2 separate regions of the Mus musculus genome follow, and region 2 is linked to region 1. Evidence: chromatin loops called from intact Hi-C (ENCODE). Cell type or tissue: heart. All regions are shown on one strand.

The links. A loop is a pair of places that touch in the nucleus more often than their neighbours do. Peaks named below come from ENCODE experiments on the same cell type or tissue, not always from the same donor. Only the 100,000 strongest peaks of a DNase experiment are listed, where the experiment ranks them.
Region 2: a loop joins it to region 1, with 2.0 times the contacts of the local background. A loop is called at or near these places in 3 of 42 quality-filtered maps.

Annotation. Positions count from the first base shown.
Region 1 is chr6:97,982,664-97,990,663 of GRCm38, forward strand. The region is part of intron 2 of Mitf (melanogenesis associated transcription factor); the gene reads left to right. Among named protein-coding and RNA genes, the nearest start is that of Mitf, 180 kb to the left of the region's middle. In heart, no CTCF peak of the experiment used is centred here; no DNase peak of the experiment used is centred here.
Region 2 is chr6:97,932,571-97,940,570 of GRCm38, forward strand. The region is part of intron 1 of Mitf (melanogenesis associated transcription factor); the gene reads left to right. Among named protein-coding and RNA genes, the nearest start is that of Mitf, 130 kb to the left of the region's middle. In heart, no CTCF peak of the experiment used is centred here; no DNase peak of the experiment used is centred here; H3K27ac peaks cover 220 bases.

The DNA.
Region 1 (8,000 bases):
TTAAGGCCAGCCTGGTCTACAGAGTGAGTTCTAGGACAGCCAGGACTATACAGAGAAACCCTGTCTTGAAAAAAACAAAAACAAAAACAAAAACAAAAACACCCCAAAAAACCAAAAAACCAAAACACCTTCCCCACCTCCTTCCATAGGTCTATACAATATGGACCTTGAGGACTACGTAGTGCCCACCTCTGTGCCCTGGTTCTTTATGGGGACAGCTGTATTCCTTCCCTGGGAGGCTTCTGACAATTCCTGGAGACATCACTGGTTATGCCAGTTGGGTTGGGGTTAGGGGATGAGTCTCCTGGCATGTAACATGGAGATGCCAGAGATGCCGCTAAATGCCTAACAATATACAGAGAAGCCTCCACAGAGAAGAGTCTGACCCATTACAGCAGTATCCAAGTTCATGCCTCAACTAGGCACTGCCTCATTATTAATCTAACCCATGTCTCTTGTTAGATAGCTATGAGCAAACAACTGTTTTGTTTTCAGAAATTAATCATTATCAAGTATTTTCCAGAGGACAATATGATAATTGTGACAGCTTCTGGGGGGGGGTACTAGGTACATTACTTAACTCTGTTGTCACAAATAGTGATAGATGTTATGTTAATGAGTAGATGGTACTTAATAGGGTGGCTACACACTATAGTTCATGTATATGGGTGTGTGTATGTGTGTATGTGTGTGTGTGTGTGTGTGTGTGTGTGTGTGTGTGTGTGTGTGAGTGTGAGTGATACAGTTTTTGCTCTAATGGGAGTATTAAAATTACTGTTCTTTGAGCAAAGTAATGGCTGGGTAGACAAATGTATGTGTGTTAGCCACATTTATCATCTTTGTGACAAAATCTAAATCAACTTAAGAGGAAAAAGTTTGATTTGGGTGCACATTTCTTGGAGAGAGGGATACATGGCAGCCCGGATAGCTTCTTGCAGAACAGCCTTGTTATATCATGGCCTACCACAGAGTCTACTGTTGCAGTAAGGCTGGACTCTAACCATCAAGGCCCGTGCTGCACTGACCCACTTCCTTCAGCTGCCCTGGCCCTCGAAGTTCCACAACCTCCCACCATGGCATCATCATTTGGGGACTGAGTTTTCAAATCCATGAGACTGTGGGGACATTTCCCATGTAATTCTGTGCTTTAGTGTCCGTTTATCTTCCTTTCCGTTGGGAAGTTCCACCCATTTGGTTGGTCAGATGAGATTGGTAATTTGATGTGCATTGAATATGTACTGTACAAGGTCAAAGCCAGAAGCAAGGAGGAGAGCCAAGAGATACCTTCTGTCATCTGGAGACAGATGGAGGTGGTAGTCCCACTAGAGGGTAAAACTTGGTTAAATTCTGAGTATATCCTCAAGATGGTCAATGACTGCTGATGGGCTGTACAGATGATACTTGGGAAAGAAAGATGTCAAAGGTCATCAAGTTGGTTGGACTATGCAGACCTCTGACCTATAAAAAACAGCAGTGTCCATAAAACCTTAATGGTACATGCCTGTCTATAACTCCAACTGCTCAGAAAGCTGAGGCAGGAGGATTAACAGGCTATGGGGAGTAAGTTCCAAGCCAGCCTAAGTAGCTTACTGAGATTTTTTTTAAAAACAAAACCAGAAAAAGGGGCTCTGGTATTACTCAATAATGTTTCTCTAGCATGAGTAAGGGCCTAGGTTCAGCCCTAGTATAAAACATACCACCCCCACCCCCAACCCCACAACCCCTGACCCCTACCACCACCACCACTACCAGTAGCAGCAGCAGCAGCAGCAGCAGGTTTCATGTGTTTCAGCCTTCCCACTATTGAAATAGGGCAGCTGACTTGAAGGGCATGTTAATTGTGAGCTGTTTGCTGTGTAGACAGCGGTATAGACAGGTAGAGATGAGTCTAGAATTCAGAGAAGTCTATGACAGGCCCTTTCTAGTCACAAGACTGGCTTGCTTCACCAGAGCTGAGAGTGTAGAGAGTTGAAATCAAGCTTGAGCCTTCATGGATAAGATGGGAAGAAGGAGGAACTAACAAAACAGGCTCAGAAGTCACGATGGAAGAGAGAAGGCACATGGATTGTGACCAAGTGGGTACCGCATAAAGTATGCGGACTTCTTGCTGTGGCTGCATCACGTGAGGCATGTTTGCGCCTGAGGATTCTGTCCTTGCCTGGGTGGCTCCTCCTGCTGATAGGCCAATCGTTACCAACTTCAGACCTCCACTTAAACACCACAGCTTCTCTGTGTCCTTTTCTTAAACTTCTGAAAGTTCCGTTTCCTGCTTCTTAGCTGGGGCAAAAGCAAGTTATTTGTTAAATGAATAGAGAATATAAAACTTTCTGACAGAAGCAGGTGTTCAGATGAAAACCTTGAAGTTTATGAAGAGGATATATTGTTTTCCTCACATGAACTGCATGTGCATCTGTTGGAACAATACAATCTGTTGTACTGTTAGTAATACAGATGTTTAGACATATTCTGCCCAACACCCGTGGATGCACACTCTGCATTTAAGAGCATCCCTCAATGGTTTGCTCATGTGCAGCCTAGTGCATCTGCATATTTAGTAATCCAGGAGTGACAGGGGGACAAATGAATATCTCTTGATGGCAACAACTGAAACCAAGGTGCTAAAACTGCCAAAATCAGATCTCTTTAGTTGTTTGGATATTCATTCAGAAGTTGTTTTTATGTTAACAGCAGCAAAAGACTCAACCCGGTGTTGCTGAGGAGTTTCCCTGACAGTCATCTCTTTAGGGGAGACCGGGATCTTGGCTTTATCCCCGAAAATGAATTTCAGAATGAGTTACTATGAAGCAAAGTTGGGGTTTGCAAAGAGGTAGCATATGCTGTAGATTTTAATGCACATGTGTGGGGTTCTAGTGTGTCTTAATAGTTATTTATATGGTTTTTTCTTAGCTGTCAAAATTACATTGTTCAAAGGGTATAATTTTCAAACAGAGTCAATGACTATGCAGACTTTTTAAATTGAAGTTTAAAACATGAGCCCTGTTACGTGTTTCTCTTAAAGTATCTCTCCTTCCACGTGCTGTATGAACTATAAAGCTTTAGGGATGAGAGAGCAGCGCTGATACAGACAAACTCAGAAGTCACGTATGGCTTTGTCCTCAGGCGTGGCTCTTAGCTGTTCTCTCCTGCTGGAGAGCTCTCTCAGACGAGGAGCGTTGTCTCCGCAGGCAGGCTTCTCAGCAGCTCTGATGTTATCAGTCCGACTGAAGCTCTTTCTCCCTGTTTATCTTCTTAATTCTTAAGAGTTTCATACAGAGAAACCCTGTCTCAAAAAACAAAAGCAAACAAACAAAGAAGTTTCATACAATGTATGAACAATGTTTCATATCCCCAACTCCTCTCAGGCATACCTCCACCTTCCCTAATACCCAACTTTATGCCCATTTTTATTTTCTTATTAAGCTCATTAAGTCGAATTTGTGGTGCCCTTACTCATGGATATGTAGCCTTCCAGAGCTTAACTTCTTAATTCAGCTAGTGAGAAACACGAGCCGAATGCACCCCAGACTGGAAGACTTCTTTCTCTTTGTACACCCCTTTATCTTTATAGACTTTCTGTCTGTTTCAGTCAGTTACAAGACAGGAGCATACGTAGAAACTTTGAAGGCTATTTTATAGCATTACTCAAGTGGCTTCATTTGGAAATATGATTTGATTTGACCCACTCTAAGACTGATTATAAAATGTACTGTTGGGCACACGACAGACATTTGTGAATTGAATGCACACAAGTTCTGTTCTCTATATTTTCTAAAATCTCTTGGTATTTAATAATATGTTCATATGAAACAACTGAAGCACTGAATAAATATAGTAAAATTTTAATATAATAATACTGTAAAAATTGTAATCTTTACTTTCAGTTTATATGTAACAGTGTTTTTACCAGTGTGCATCATATGCATACAGTGCTTGGGACGGCCAGAAGAGGGCGTTGACCCCTGGGACTGGAGGTACAAAAAGTTGTGGATTCTCAGAATTGAACCCAGGTCCTCTGAAAGAACAGCTAGTACTCTTAACTGCCGAACTATCTCTCCAGTCCCCCAAACACATTTTTGTGAGGTCTCTAAATATCATGTATCCTAAAACCAAAGCATACATCCCTCTTACTTCATAAACAGGCACATTTTAAAATAGTTTATTATCTAAGGAAAACAAACTTACTAGGAATTTTTCATAGAGCTGGTCTGGATTCTTTAGTATAACATTAGGAACAAAACGTTCTTCATTCTTTGTATATTTACTGGTACCACACTGCTCTGCCTCCAGAAGCGTAGAGAGTAGCAGAAAAGGAGGCCATGTGTAACTACCCAGACCAGTGAATCAGCATGCAAGTCCATGTCTGTATAAACACGTGAAGAAGGCTTGTGTTCATATTGCTTGACTGAAAGCAGTTGGTCTTTCCTTCTTTATTCATATATTTTATATATGTATATATAATTCAAATTGAAATGTGTCTCTCCAGTAGGCCACTCTGGCGAGAGAGTGAAACCAGGTCCCAGCTTGTAACCCTGGCAAGTGTTTGAGTTTCTGATCCTTTATACGGGTAATTAAGTATCCCCTGTATTCTTTCACGGGCACTTATCCAGTTAAGACAATATTTAGAACACATTAACAAACTGAATACACACACATACACACACATACACAACTTGAGTAATATAAGAGTGCTAACTAGCTTCCTTGGTCTTACCATTTTTCAGAGATTACTATTGCATATTGATTTCTCTATAAATTGTCATTTAAAAGGCAATAGGAGAAGAGTGTTACATGACATTAGTGAACAGCGGCTGATTTAGCTTCCTAAAATTTATTGGACCATTTATTTAAATGTGTATATTGCACACACATATACTATATTTGTGTGTATATTCTTTTCCTTTATAAAGTTCCTCCTTTTCCTTCCTTACAGTCTTGCTAAAATGTCTATGCAATCAGAAATCTTTATTCTAGTACCTTCTATAAAAGTATAAATAGTTCAGATATTGGCACCCTGTGGGTTCCTCAGACCCATTCTTCCCTTGTATTGTGGTTAATACTCAGCTCTGCAGGGTCAGCAGGAAACGAACTGTGGACACTATGCAAACTAGCGTCAGGAGTGTGTTCTAGTAAAACTTTACTTGAATTTCATACTAGCATCAGCTGTCATGAAACACTATCATTCCTCTTTTGTTTTCTCAATACTTCAAAATACAAAATCCATCTTCAATGGGAAGGTTTGGGGGCAAACCCCTATCATGGAGAAAGGCCCCGGGCTTGGTCAACTTGGTCCTTGGTAGTCTTTCTTTATTCAAGTACTCTTTATTTTTGTTTGCAGCCAGCTTCCACTCTTCTCCTTTATACCAGGATTTGTCTCCATGTTCCCTTGTTTTTTCTTTCTTTCTTTTTTGTCAAGGATACTTTGGTATGGATCATGTAGAAAACAAGGTTATCTATAGCAGACCTAGAGCTCTGGGCTCATGGTTTCTCTTGTAACATCAGGAATGTGCCTAGAAAAGATGTTCAGATTCCGGGATGCCTCTCTCTCAGGCTTTCCCCAGGTCACTTGAGAAAGCTAACTTTCACCTTTACAATTGCACATTGTCCACCCCTGGAAACTTCCGTGTAAAAAGCAGTGTGCACAGAATGATCTTAGAGTGTGTAATGAAGAATTCTCTCCCAAAACACAAGTTAACAAAACCTTAATGTTTGTTGTTGCCTTTTTGAACAACAACAACAAGTCAATTATAAACTGACAGGCTTGTGGGAATTCTTCGTGGTTTTGTTCAAATTCACAGTAGCAAATGGTGGGGGGTAGAAGAGGAGCCATGTCTGTTCAAATGAGCTGTATGTACAGTAGTGAGCCTGGGAGTCAGAGAGCATGATGGTATCTGTGGCCACCATCTTACACTGACTGGAGATGGGCCACAGAGGGAACTAGGCTGTCAGTGTCACCAGGGAGTGGCAGAGCTGCCCTGTGGTAGTCAGGAAGGCATCTAGTCCATCTCTGCAATCAGTTTGTGATCGTAATAAAGAAGGCAGGAGCATGGGAGAGGAACCAGAACAAGTGCGCGTGAGACCCCCATGGACTTTGATGTGGACGGCTAATGTGAGATACAAACGATGTCAGTAAATACAGTACCGTGGTAAATGTGTAGAATATTGTCGCCTTGTCTTGTGATTTGGACTGCAAATGCTCACACACACTCAATTTTTGGACAACCTTTTATTTATCTGGGCTTTTCCTTTAGAGCCCTATAAGGGTGGGTGTGGGAGTGAGAACAGAGTAGCATCTTTCTCCAGCATCTTCAGGATGAGAAGAGCAGGCCATTCAGGGTTAGACCTGTTCACAGTGGCATGCAATCCAGCCATGATGGTGCTACCATGCTCTACATCAGTGGTTCAGAGTGTGGTCACAAGACTCAAGGACCCTCAAAGTATATACAAGTTGAACTAACTCTATACTAATACTAAGATACTCTCTCTCCCCACCCCCCTCACACATACACACACACACACACACACACACACAGACGCGTTCGACATCTTAGAAAGTCATCATTGCTATGTTAGCATGCATTCTTCTCTTTTCTAAGCGTCCCATTATCATGCTATGCTGGTGAATATTGATAGAATTCACCCGAACAGCAATTTGGAAGAACTTAAAAGGCTCCTATGACAAAACTTTGTGGCCTGCCCTTTCTGATATTTGATGGGCCTCATCTGACACTGAAAACAGGCTGTCTCACTCTCTGATCATCCACATTGGTGCATGAGGACTCAAGGCCTGGAGAAGTAGTGACTTAGTCATTTTTACTGTCTGAGTCTGAACATGGGTGTTGAGTCCTTAGCTCCTTTTCTGACCGTATGATCCGACACCCAACGATCCGGGAACTGGAAACAGTGAGCTCTGAGCACTGTCTTCCCAGAAACAGCAACTCCTCTCAGCCCAGCCCAACTTTCAGGAGTGTCAGTAAGATCGTGTCCACAGACACTGAGGCAGAAAGCATACGCTGGCGCTTTGCTTCCTGATTCCACTTCCAGTGTGTCTGCCTTGTCTTATACTACGTGAAAAACCGAACATTGGATTTTTTTTTTTAATTAAAAGATTTCACTTAAAAATTGCACATTGTCAGCTACTTTTGAAAATCTGGGCAACTAAGCTGTATATACACTGGTGTGCCCATAGAGCGAGCAAGTCAGCCGCAGTCTGAATTCGATGCTCAGCTGCAGTCTGAATTCGATGCTCCTTTTAGGAGAAATGAGTGGCCTCCAGTGGCCTCAGTTCTCCCCTCTCCTTATCACCTCATTCACTGCTATGCCCCTCAGTCATGTTACCTGTGTATGGTTAATGCTCTGTCCCCAGTGTAGCATTTTCAGGCTCTCTCCCCATCTCCCTCAGCCTCTCCTGTATGTGCATAAGGAGGCCAGAGGTCAACCTCAGGGTCTTCCTCAGTTCCTGTCCACTGTTTTTGTTTGGGACAGTCACTCTCACTGAAGCAGGCCCTCCCTGATATCAATGGTGTGGCTGGCCCATGAGTCCAGCACCTGTCTGCCTCCATGACCAGTGCTGTTGGGATTACAAGTGGTGGCCTGCTTTTGACGATGTGTCTCCTGGAGATGGGACCCTGCTCCTCGGGCTTGTGAGAGACGCATTACTCAACTGAGTACCCCCCCCCCCCCCCCAGGCCAGAAATGTTGCAAAGAAAATTTCCCTCTACTTCCAAACTTGAGTGTAGTAAAGACCTCCGTGTCAGAGCTGGGGAGAGAGCGAGTCCCTTCCTTACTGAAGCATGGCATCCTGATTCATTAAAAAAGGGGGGCTCTGCCAGTGAATTAGTGTTTATTTTTAAACATGCAGCCGTGTCTCTTTTAAGGGGAGTAGTGAAATAAGCACATTCTGCTCCTGCCCTCATTTCGTGTTTATTTTGGTCCTGTCTATTGTCCCATCATTATCGCGTCTGGACCCTTTTACAAAACTGAAAATGCCTGCGAACCTCACC
Region 2 (8,000 bases), 50 kb before region 1:
TTCTGTAAAGGAAAGAAATATTGGTGATTCATAGGACTCAAAGTTCTTGGTCACTAGATGACTCAAGCATGTCTATCCTTTGACCGAAGCGCTCCTAAAACTCAGGTTCTGGTATCGATGATTCCATGAAGTGGAGTGTTTGCTAGAAGAGAGATACCAAATTTACTCATTGAACAAACACTTGTCTGTGTGCCGGAAAGTATACAGTATGAAAAAACAAAACAAAACATGTGATCATCTCTGCTGTCAATGGAACCAACTTCCGCAGGGCTAAAGGGTCAAACATTACTAGACTTTTAAGTCCTGCTCATCCTTATGGCCCACAGTGACTCCCAGAACTCCAGCCAGTACAGCCACATGACAGGAGACACCACGGCAGATGCTTCAAGGACAAGTGTCTATTCAGTTCCTGGAGCCACCACCTGACATTGCTTCTTAAGCATCGTTGACCAGCTTTAGGCATGTAGCCATCATAGTTCATGAAAAGCTGGGCAAGACCGGTAGCAGTGTGACTAGCTAAAGCCAGTAGAAGGAAGGACAGGTTGAAAATCTGCAGTGCTCTGAAATCCAAAGCTTTTTGAATACTATTATGTCATAAGGAAAAATTCACACTTGACCTCTTCAGACAAATTGCCATCAAAAATGGGCTTAGCTAAAACTATTATATAAGATGACCTCTAGTCGATATGTATAAGGGGTACATGAATGGATTTCATGTGTATAGTTGGTTCTGCCCTCAAGGTTTCTCATTATGTGCATGTAAATGTAAATTTTATAGAATTGGTTGACACCCATGTCCCCTTTAAGCACCTTAGATAAGGGACGCATAACCATCACATTATGGGCTAAATGCTGATTTCTCTTTTAGAGAGCTGCTAAGATTTCTTGTACACCAGACTGTACACTATTTGCATGTTCATTTGTTTGCCAATAAATATTGGCTAGATTTCATATATGAGAAAGAATAAGAATATTCTATTTATTTCCTGAGATTGCGTGATCTCGCACAGCGCATACAGATACATACACACACACACACACACACACACACACACAGACTTTTTAACTTCAGGTTTGTTTTGTTTTGTTTGTTGTTTGAGCTGAGTAATATTCCATATTTTTTCTAGTTCTAATCCTATCATGGAGTTTCTGATTTTGGTAGTGGACAAGTGCATAAAATATATTCTATACTGAAGCTGTAAAACTTAATGTGAAGCTTCACAGCTTCTGTTCTGAATGCCTATTCTAACTGGACAGATGATCAGTGACTTATTGTATAGATTTGAATCTAGTTAAGTTTTGGTATGCGATATTCTTATTTCCCAGTTGTGGAATTCTAAGACATATCAAAACAAGCTTGAGCTAGAGTAGAGATGGGTCGGCCTTTCTGAACCAATGTTTAGGGGTAGTCCAGAGTTACGCAGACTTCAGGGATGGCTTGATCCCTTTAGTGCTGTCTGGACACAGTGCTCTCCCTTTTGTTCTTTGGTTCCTGCAGCCCTTGCTACTGTTTTGTACTTCACATTCTTGTTTCTAGTCTGAGATAGATGCACGAAACTCAGTGTTCGCTTCCTGCTAGATTTCTGGTTGTCAAGGAGAGTTATCTTACCGCTACAGTTCTAGTCAGAAATGGAACCCACTGTACCACTGTAAGGTTCCTTTCTGACCCTGTTGATAGAGGACAGATAGGCTGATTAGCTAGGCCTGCCTTGTGCATTCGTGAGCTGAAAGTAAGAGATGTTGGCTTTGCAAGGTGAAATTGGTGGCACAGGATGCTAAGTGGGCCATACTTAACGGGTGGGCACAGTAAGCCTTGGTGGCTACTTGCATGGCTGCCTCTCTACTGCATCAGGTACACCCATTCACCAATTATTTTTTTAGTTTGTTTGTTTGTTTTGTTTTGTTTTGTTTTGAGACAGGGTTTCTCTGTATAGCCCTGGTTGTCCTGGAACTCACTCTGTAGACCAGACTGGCCTCGAACTCAGAAATCTGCCTGTCTCTGCCTCCCAAGTGCTGGGATTAAAGGCATGAGCCATCACCGCCCGGCCCATTCACCAGTTCTTATATGATAATGTGCCTATCTGGATTTCAATCTGGTGTTATAATCTTTGGGTCTTGGTGGATATATTCTAAGCATGCAGTGATTATTAACTATTATAACCTGAAGCTTTTAAATATTTGTTAAACTAGTACAATGTTGTCTAGACAAGAGACAACATGATTTATAACTGGGGAATTGTGTCAGTAGCTATAGAATAACTTTATGCCTTTAAAAAGTTCTTCTTTTTTGTTTTTGTTCTTTTCTTCAAGACAGGGTCTCTTTGTGTAGCCTTGGCTATTCTAGAACTCGCTCTGTAGGCCAGGTTGGCTTCAAATTCATGAAGGTCCTCCTATCTCTGCCTCATAAGAGCTGGGATTAAAGGTATGCACCATCACTGCCTAGCTAAAAAGTTCTTGCTTATAGCTAGGTGTGAATGAGAATCCATATGGGACAGAGTGAGCAAGAATTGATGAGTATGGAACTAAGATGACTTCAAGGTTAAGAGTGTTCTTACAGAAGACCCGAGTTTCTAGAATACAAGCCAGGTAGCTCACAATCATCTCTAACTCTGTCTGAAGATATCTAAAACCTTTGGCCTCCACTCAGTAGTGTCACATAGGAGTTTTATCTCATGAAGTAGGCCTTAAATCCAATTTTAAAAATGTCTGGCTACTCTGATAACATGGCACACTCTTGTTCCAGTGATCTGCTTTATAGACAGATCTCTGCTCTAGCTCACAGGGTTTGTAGCTGACTGAGAGTGATGGTTATTTATCTTCTCTGGTAACATATACAACACTGCCCTGGACCACTAATGCTACTCAGTAAGGGTAAGGCTTCCAGCTCATCACTAGCTCAACCTCTCCATACGTGATGACAGGAATATATGCTGCTTTGGCAATAGGGTCTTACTGTCAGGTTGTGAAGTGTAACTGATCAGATTGGCAATAGCCTATAGTGTTGGTTTGGGGAGGCATCTGTGGGACTCCTTTTGCCAATGACTCAAAAAGATGTAGCCCAGTCCTGGTACTGTCAAGTAAAATGAAATTATACAATTCACACATAAGTGGATAGAGCAATGACCCTTAGTGAGGTTACGCAGCAAACATTGTATGTTTCCTCTTACTTCTAGATGTTAGCATTTAAGCTTTAAATTGTGTATCATTCATAGCATCCGCAGAGATTAGGTAGATAGTAAGATATCAGGGGTGGGGAATCTTCCAAAGAAGGAGAAATAGAATATAGTTTTATGAAGGGATAAAGAATAAATTTGAATAGAAGATTAAGTGGGAAGTGCTTGGGAGGGCAGGTTAGGGTGTGTGGTGTCTTGTTAACAAGAGACTGGCAGTTCCACTTGAAAGACATAGGAATGAGAAACACTTGTGAAGCAGTGAAGATCCCAATCTCAACCCAGTCTGGTGTTGAAGTGCCTGGGACAGCGTCATCTCTGTGTTAATTGTAAAGGTCTCTAAGTATCGTTTTTATCCCTCTTCATCAGTTTAAAGTAAATCTTGTCAGCATAGCCATACTTTGTCAATTACATGACTATGCCACTGTAATAATATACTAAATGAGCTAAGTTATACAAATAGAAAGTGAAAATGAGATCAATGTATATAATGGAATATTCTACTTGTTTTCCCTGTGCCCAAGGGCATCACACTATGTGTACTCTTTTGAGAATGTGATGTACTGTCAGCTGAATTATGGTTCTGTTGACTTTCAATCTAGTTGTTTTTGAGCTTACTGTTGCCTGATATCTGGTGGTCCAACTTAGAGAATATAGAGAGTATTGAATGCTGTCTCTACTCTCTACCTACCAACTGGGCTTTTGGTATTGGTTAAATAAAAATGTCAAGTTTGAATTCCATATGGCTGAGGGTTCTTAATTTGTAAAGTTTCTTCCTTATGTGCAAATGAAAAGCATAAATCTCCAAAGCCAGTTTGGACTCCAGATTGTCCCAAACGTCTAATAGTACCATGCCATTAGAAAAATTTCAATTATTGACTAAAAATTGTTTAAAAGGAAGAAGAAAATCCTCAGTATTTGACACCAAATTATGATCACTGGCATGTTCCATTTCATGGTTTTACTCCTAGAGATTGACTTATCTGGTCTTACAATGAGGTCCTGGCATCATAGTCAGGTAAGGGATTGGCAGGTGATGCTGGCCAGATTCTGGGGACCTGATAGAGTTACTGAGATATATATATATATATATATATGTTTTTCAAGATAGGGTTTCTCTGTGAAGCTATAGCTGTCCTAGAACTCACTCTGAAGACCAGGCTGGCCTTGAACTCAGAAATTCGCCTGTCTCTGCCTCCCAAGTGCTGGGATTAAAGATGTGCGCCACCACTGCCCTGCAAGTTACTGATATTTTTAACCTGTCAGTAAAGCTAAAGGAATAAACTATTTGGACTTAGGAATATGCCTTGTAAGACAGAACCCTGTCCAGTAGCCCTTTACCATCATAGAGGAGGCTTTGAAAGCTAAAAATATAAATTCATCAAAAGGGGTGGGAACTGAGACCACACGGAGGGTCCACCCCTTGCCAGTATACTGTATTCCAACTGCTGCATTGAACAATTTAACATTTACTCACTCTGTCCCCACAGTGTCTAGGGGTAGTTTTGGGGAACACTCTGGGAGGCTGAATGGCTCATTAAAGCTCACATTCCTCAACAGTGGCTGAAGGAGAACTCGAGTCCACTCTGTGGCCCTCCTTGACTAGTATGGAGCAAGCCCCACACTCAGGGAACGAGTTCAGCTCCAGGGTCAGGGAGGTGTCAGCATACTTGTGGCCATGCCTGTGGGTTTATCTTTCTGAGGGAGAGGGGTGCACCTTTCCATGTAGCACTCGATCAGAAGCTAGCGGTCCAGATAATTGACATCATGAGGCATCTGGGAAGAATTAATCTGGCCAGGGCTTTCACCATGGGGTTGGGAGCTAGGTGTCCCAGCACCTAGCAACAGCTATTTGTTGAATCAATGAACTTCACATAATCAGGTTAAAAGGAATCATACTCACGGAATTAGGATTAACTAGCTAGAGCTCAGGTTCATGGGTCCAAGGATGAGCTTAGTCAGCAATTAAAATCAGACACACTGGACATCTCCATGTGTGTCACTAGTGGCGTGGTCAGTAAGTCCTCGTTTTTAAAAGCAGTCATTCTGGCCCCTTGGAATATCCCTTACATGAACTTGCATTCTTTACTAACTCTTACCCAGTCTTTCACAAACTGGCACTTTTGTCTTTGTCTATGAGGAGATAATTACAGATTCAGTTACTTCTAAGAGAAGTGGACACTCAAAAGATGGTGAGCCAGGCTAAGAATCTGGTAGTCATGTCTCACAATGTGGAAATAGCCGAGAGAGAGAGAGAGAGAGAGAGAGAGAGAGAGAGAGAGAGAGAGAGAGAGAGAGAGAGAGAGAGAGAATGCGCGCGTGTGTGTGCACACAGAGTTCTGTTGCGCTATCCCCTTTAGAAACCTTTATTCAGCTGTCAATTAGCTGAGCTTTGTTCTGTTTATATACATATGAAATATGCTTGCTATTGTTTCTTTCATGTGGTTTCCCTGTGTTTGTTCCGTTCTATTGTATAGGTCAGTATTATTTTTTTCCTGATAAGACTATTATAGAAGATACTTTAAATGATGTTGTTATTGTGGTTGAAGCATGAAGCCTTAGTGAGCTTGCTAACTAGTCATTTTAATTTGTCTCCAGGATGCTTTACTATTAATTGAAAGGATTTTCCCCCTGGTATTGCAGCCAGTGACGCGTCTTGTGCAGTTAATTAGCACGATTATGCCACAGCTCCTTTTGCTCCTGCACAAAGGTTTGCTCTTGTTTTTATCAAAAGGATCATTCTCTCCGAGAATGTTGGGACCTGACAGGCTCTGAATAGTAAGACCACTTATTTATTTTTAAATAGCCACCCCCAATCTTTCTCGGTTTAGGAAAGTACATTTGAGCTTTGAAGAGCTACTCTAAAATGGGAAATACATTTTCTTTAGATGCTCATTTTAGCAGATTCTGTGCTAGTGAGTGGTTTTAGGCTAACAGAGCAATGGCTAGGGAACATTTTGATTGTGTGAATGAGTCTACAATGTTAAGATAATAAGCAAAGTATATACGCTGCTTGGTCAGTGTTCCCTGTATGTCTGTAGGGAATGCCGGGGAAAACAGAAGAAATGGGAGGATGTTTTAGGTTTGGGGGCTACTGAAGTCACTCAGGGGTGCCGTGGTCTCTTCCTATAGTTAAAGTAGTGTCTGAGAGCTCTAGTCTCCTTTCTAATAGCCTCGTGGTGAGGTTGATCACCTGTCATTTTCTTTAGTTAGTGTCTATTGTATATATTGCCACTGGAAAAAATACTTTGGCGTTATTATAGCTTAAAGGAGAAAAGCTGAAAGAAAATTGATTTTCCTAAGTTCATCCCCACTCGGGCAAGTGTGTTTGCCCCATACATCATTCCCTGCTAGGTGCTTTGTGGATTTCCACATACATGCTGAGCTTATAAGCCCCAATCAGCCTGTAAATCCACTTTGGAATCTGACTTTATGATTCATACTTACTGCGCGTGTATGCTACTTTGTTGTTCATTTCGCATTTTCAAGGAAATAATGTAATGTGTTAATGAGTTCATATTTTATTAATTAACCATAGTTATTATTATTTTAAAAAAAATAGGTGATTTAGGATATTTTTAAATCTGTAAAAGCCTTTGTCTATGTGAATTTTTCCACTTTTGATTTCCTTGGACAACTACATGTCAAGGAAGCTTCTGAAACAAAATAAATAACTTATTTTTAACCTTTCAATATAATTTTATTAGAGCATAATAATAATAATAATGAATTTTAATTATGCATTTCTTGTCAAGAATGTGTTTTTAAAAATTGGACACTACGTAGATATTTCCACCTTGATTAAAACATTATTTTATTGTATAGTTTTATTCATATCAATAGTCTTATTTTATGGGGTTTTAGTAGATACATGGTATTAAATTTTGTGATTTATTATAATTTACTGAGCCAGTTTTCTATATGGAAAATAAATAAACTTCTAGGATCTCTTGGGGGATGACACGAGAGTGTGACTCAGACCTTTATCTTGTAGCACATCCGGTCATTTGTGAAGTGTTTTGTCCTTAGGCTATGCACAGAGATGGCCAGGGGCCTTAGGACTTCTGTCTTTGGTAGGAAGGTAAACACGGTACTGGGGTTTGCAGTTAAGAGGAAGGATAAGTTCTGATGCCTCCCCTGGAGTCTGATAGATGCAAATGTTCTTTTTTTCTGTTCCCAGAAGCTAATATCTTTTATCATAAGCTTGCACAAAAATCTGATAATTATAATTAAGTTTGCTTCTCATACTAGATGGCAATAAAAGCAAGCATAAACATCTATTGGGGTGATGCTCACTGTACACGGGGGTTATAAGCACTGCTTTATTTAAACTTCATAGCATCAGTCCTTAGGAGGGATGAGTGGTGCAGCAGATATTTAAAGAACATGCCGCCACTTTTATAAGTGGATAAAATGCTGTATACATCTCTTCCAGGTATGAAGACCCAGGCAGAAAGAGGTTTATTATTTGTTCATAGCACAGAGTTGGCAGGATAAGCAACCTAAAGCCACACCTAGGGAAAACAGGAAGTCTTTTATTCTTACCTACTGACTGCCATGTAAGCCTGTTAGATAATGGCGAACAGAGTGTGTCCCTGGCTTTTAGAAGTAGACCTGATGGGGAATAGACAGAACCCCGATGCCATGGGCATGCTCAGATGAGTCGAAAGGAAAAACACACAAAGAGAACCAGGAGGAAGACTTGGGCTGTCACTTCAGCTTCTCTTCTGTCCCCTTGTTTTTGGACAAGGGGAGGATGCCGTGTCCACATCTGGTCCATATGCTTCTTTCGTTAATGATTTGGGTCATCTCTTGTCTTCCAAACCTTTC